2 separate regions of the Homo sapiens genome follow, and region 2 is linked to region 1. Evidence: read pairs that join two places in POLR2A ChIA-PET (ENCODE). Cell type or tissue: HepG2. All regions are shown on one strand.

Region 1 (2,500 bases):
CATCAGCTTTTTAATATCAGCTGTTTAATTTATCTCCCATATCCCTTCTAAATTATGAGAGAATGGCTTCCAGATAATGGTATGTGTGAATACATACATAACTGTAACTCCTGAAACCCCAGGAAGACAGGAAGAAAGAGATTTTTATGTAGCATTAGCACGTAAGAAAAGGATGGCGGAGGAGTTTGAGACCAGCCTGGGCAATGTAGCGGGAGACTCTATCACTAAAAGAAAGCAAAAGAAAAAAGGATGGAGAGAGGGAGACAATGGGACTTGTTTTTCACAACAGACTCAGCGGAATTGTTTGAAACTCTGTACCCATGTAACATTGACATGAATAAAAATAATGAAAATATTTAGAAGCGAATTCTACAAAAGGCAAGGAAGTTAGTATTAAAACTCTTGAATTTGGCCAGGTGTGGTGGCTCAAGCCTGTAATCTCAGCACTTTGGGAGGCCTAGGCAGGTGGATCACTTGCAGTCAGGAGTTCAACATGGCGAAAACTCGTCTCTACTAAAAAATAGAAAAATTAGCTGGGCATGGTGGTAGGTGCCTATAATGCTACTCAGGAGGCTGAGGCAGGAGAACTGCTTGAACCTGGGAGGAGGAGGTTGCAGTGAGCTGAGATCGCGCCACTGCACTCCAGCCTGGGCCACAGAGCGAGACTCCGTCTCAAAAAAAAAAAAAAAAAAAGTATTGTATTTATTTGGTAAACTTTGATTCTGTGCGTCCACTGGGGCCCTTCCTGTAGTGAAGGCGTATGATAGATTTCTCCCCATTTAAAAAAAAAATTTAGAAGGTTATGGGTGTCTTTGTGTCTGTGGCACTTTGTCAAAGCTCTGATTCAGCCAGGTGCAGTGGCTCATGCCTGTAATCCTAGCACTTTGGGAGGCCAAGATGGGAAGATCGCTTGAGCCCAGCAGTTTGAGACCAGCCTGGGCAACAGAGAGAGACCCCCATCTCTATAAAAAATTAAAAATTAGCTGGGCTTAGTGACATGTGCCTATAGTACCAGCTACTCAGCAGGGTCACTTGAACTCAGGAGATCGAGTCTGCAGTGAGCCATGATTGTGCCACTGCACTCCAGCCTGGGCGACAGTGAGACCCCGTCTCCAAGGGGAATAAAAAAAAAATAACAGGTGTGGTGGCTTATGCCTGTAATTCTAGCACTTTGGGAAGCTGAGATGAGTGGATCACTTGAGCCCAGGAGTTCAAGACACCTCCTGGCCAACATGGTGAAACTCTGTCTCTACAACAAATACAAAAATTAGCCAGTTGTGCTGATGTGTTCCTGTAGTCCCAGCTTCTCAGAAGGCAGAAGTGGGAGGATCACTTGAGCCCCAGAGGTCAAGGCTGTAGTGAGCTGTGATTGCACCACTGCACTCCAGCCTGGGTGACAGTGAGACCCTGTCTCAACAAAATTTTAAAAAGCTGATTCATTTTCTGAATCTTTTGTCAGGAATACAACCCTCAGTTACACCATTGCTCAAGAGGGAAGCTGTGACCTGTTGGTGGACCTGTTTCCCTGGATTGGAAGTTGTGTCATTTTATGAAGAAAAGCAGAGACCACTTAGTGTGTTGTTCCCCTTGCAGGTGCTCTTCAGAACTGGAAGCATCGTGCTCCTGGGAGCCTTTCCTTCCTCATACACCCCACTTGTCTCCTGTTTGTACCTCCTCTCCTTTCCATACTTCCTCTCTATCTTACCAAACAAACATGGTATTGTTTTCCATTCCTCATGTTGTGTTACTGGCTCTTTGTGGTCCTGCTGACCTAAAGATGCTTAACTTACTACTAACAGTCTTCTTTGTGTGATTGCTGTTTTCCCGTTGGGACACGTTCTGTTCTTGTTATTTATGTGCAGGATGTGAGATGTAGGAAAAGCCTGTACCCTTTGATACCCTTTTAAACTTACTTGTACTTCTGTTGAATTCACCATCACTGGTACCTTTCTGAAGAACTGACTTTCCAGACATGAAAACCTTTTCTCTCTGAACTCCTAGATCACATTCTAGATTTCTTATGGCTTCATGCCTGTTCTACCCTTGTTTGTTCATACCTGATCTCCCCTAGTAGGCTATAATCTTCCTGAGGCCAGGACAAATGTCCTTCTTCTTAGTGTTCCCATAGTGCTGATCTAATGCAGTGATATATACATTGTGAATGTGTGAATTCTTGAAAGTTCAAAATTGCATTGATTCTGTTTCAATCAAAACCTCTATAGGATATGCATAGGTATTTGATTTGTTTGTCCTCAACCTCAGAGTACATGTCTCTGTTTCTAACTTCCAAATCTAAAAAAGAGGAACTCTCTAAAGGCCTTCAATCTCTATGGCTTCTCCCCCTTAGATTTATTAAGCACTCACTGAATGCCTGGTGTAGATACTTTGTTATGGTGGGCAGGTAGAGAAATACCTTTTACAATTCAGATTCAAAGACAAAGTAAGTACATGAAACAATCAGAGTAGTTACAGGCAGCATTATCATAATGTACAATCTGTG
Region 2 (2,500 bases), 370 kb before region 1:
ATTGGAAGGCTAATGGTTATAGAACATACATGGATTGGCTGGGCGCAGTGGCTCATGCCTGTAATCCCAGCACTTTGGGAGGCCAAGGAAGGTGGATCACCTGAGGTGAGGAGTTCGAGACCAGCCTGACCAACATGGAGAAACCCCGTCTCTACTAAAAATAGAAAAATTAGCCGGGCGTGTTGGTGCATTCCTGTAATCCCAGCTACTCGGGAGACTGAGGCAGGAGAATCGCCTGAACCCGGGAGGCAGAGGTTGTGGTAAGCTGAGATCACGCCACTGCACTCCAACCTGGGTAACGAGCAAAACTCCATCTCAAAAAAAATAAACTTAGATGGATCAGCCTCAACAATACAAAGTAAACATAGATTGGAAGGTAGGCTGAACAGCTCAAGGAAAGTGGAGGGCAAAGGCACTGATATCCTCATCTTAAAAAGGAGGAGTCAAAAGATACTGTCCACATTTGATGGAACAAGAAATAAAGATGTTAATGTATTACTTAAATTCTAAAAGGCAAAGAACCAAAAATTGTAACACACTTATCATGAAAAGTCACGGGAAAGGGAGGTGAGAACAAAAGTGAGCAAAATTGTCAGCTATCACAACAGGACGTGAAGAAAGAACATATAAAACAGAAGTAATAAAAATCAAGAAAGTGGCCGGGCGTGGTGGCTCATGCCTGTAATCCCAACACTTTGGGAAGCCAAGGTGGGCAGATCACAAGAGACCAGCCTGGCCAACATGGCAAAACATCGTGAAACGTCTCTACTAGAACTACAAAAATTAGCCGGGCACGCCGGGCATGGTGGCTCACGCCTATAATCCCAGCACTTTGGGAGGCCGAGGCGGGCGGATCATGAGGTCAGGAGATCCGAGACCATCCTGACTAACATGGTGAAACCCCGTCTCTACTAAAAATACAAAAAAAGTTAGCCAGGCGTGGTGGTGGGCATCTGTAGTCCCAACTAGTCAGGAGGCTGAGGCAGGAGAATGGCGTGAACCCGGGAGGCGGAGCTTGCAGTGAGCCGAGATCGCGCCACTGCACTCCAGCCTGGGCAACAGAGCGAGACTCCATCTCAAAAAAAAAAAAAAATTGGCACGGTGGCAGGCACCTGTAATCCCAGGTACTCAGGAGACTGAGGCAGGGACAATTGCTTGAACCTGGGAGGCAGAGGTTCAGTGAGCCAAGATCACGCCACTGCACTCCAGCCTGGGTGCAGAACGAGACACCGTCTCAAAAAAAAATCAAGAAAGCGTATTATTTACAATCATATAGATAAGTACCATTAGAAATAGCTGAAAGAGAAGTACAGTGTAAGTCCTCACGTAATGTCATTGGTAGGTTCTCGGAAATTGTGACTTTCAGCCAAACAACGTAGTATATAACAAAAGCAGTTTTTTGGCCGGGTGCAGTGGCTCACGCCTGTAATCCCAGCACTTTGGGAGGCCAATGTGGGAGGATCACTTGAGGTCAGGAGTTCGAGATCAGCCTCGCCAACATGGTGAAACCCCCATCTCTACTAAAAATACAAAAATTAGCCGGGCAGGGTGGTGCATGCGTGTAGTCCCAGCTACTTGGGGGGCTGAGGCAGGAGAATTGCTTGAACTAGGGAGGTGGAGATTGCAGTAACCCGAGATAGCACCACTGCACTCCAGCTGGGGTGACAGGGTGAGACTCTGCCTCAAAAAAAAAAAAAAAAAATTTTTTACTGTAGGCTAATTGATATAAACAAGAGTTAAGTTCCTATGGCACATTTCTGGTCACAAAAACATCACCAAACTTCTAAATATAGTCTAAAACACTTGTAGCATTAAACATGGAAATAAATGTGGGCTACACATATATTTAAGAAAGAGTAGTAAAAACAAGATAATTATTTGCCCAGTGATTCTAGATCAGGGTCATGGGTGTAGGAGCCTCTCCAGCAGCTCAGGGTACCAGGCAGGAACCATCACAGGGCATGCTCACTCACATTGGGACAGTGTAGACATGCCAATAAACCTAATGTGCACAGCTTTGGGATGTGGGAGGAAACCCACATGGACATGAGGAGAATGTGCAAACGCCACAGGGACAGTGGCCCCAACAGAAAGTCGATTTTCTTTCTCATCAACATTATAAGGAAATAACGTGTTATTCCAGGACCTGCTACAGTTGCTTTGGTGGGGGGGAGAAGGGTAAGCCAGGAAGAACAAAGGGTAGGTAAGGCAAAGGATTACTGCTTTAAAATAGTTTTTCACTGGATAAACACAATATGGTCTATCCATACAATGGAATCCTATTTAGCCTTAAAAAGGAAGGAAATTCTGACACAAGCTACAACATGAATAAATCTTGAAAAATCATGCTAGGTGAAATAAGCCAGCCACAAAAGGAAAAAATACTGTATGATCCCACTTATAAGAGGTAGCTAGGGTAGTCGAATTCCTAAGAGACAGAAAGTAAAAGGGTGGCTGCCAGGGGCTGAAAGGAGGGGATCGGGGAGTTAGTGTTTAATGG

The links. Peaks named below come from ENCODE experiments on the same cell type or tissue, not always from the same donor. Only the 100,000 strongest peaks of a DNase experiment are listed, where the experiment ranks them.
Region 2: POLR2A ChIA-PET joins it to region 1 with 9 read pairs; 1 of 35 experiments calls an interaction of 5 or more read pairs at or near these places.

The regions. Positions count from the first base shown.
Region 1 is chrX:23,825,699-23,828,198 of GRCh38, reverse strand. No RefSeq gene overlaps it. Among named protein-coding and RNA genes, the nearest start is that of SAT1, 44 kb to the right of the region's middle. In HepG2, no CTCF peak of the experiment used is centred here; a DNase peak (open chromatin) is centred at 1,408.
Region 2 is chrX:24,193,949-24,196,448 of GRCh38, reverse strand. The region is part of intron 5 of ZFX (zinc finger protein X-linked); the gene reads right to left. Among named protein-coding and RNA genes, the nearest start is that of ZFX, 45 kb to the right of the region's middle. In HepG2, no CTCF peak of the experiment used is centred here; no DNase peak of the experiment used is centred here; H3K4me3 peaks cover 277 bases.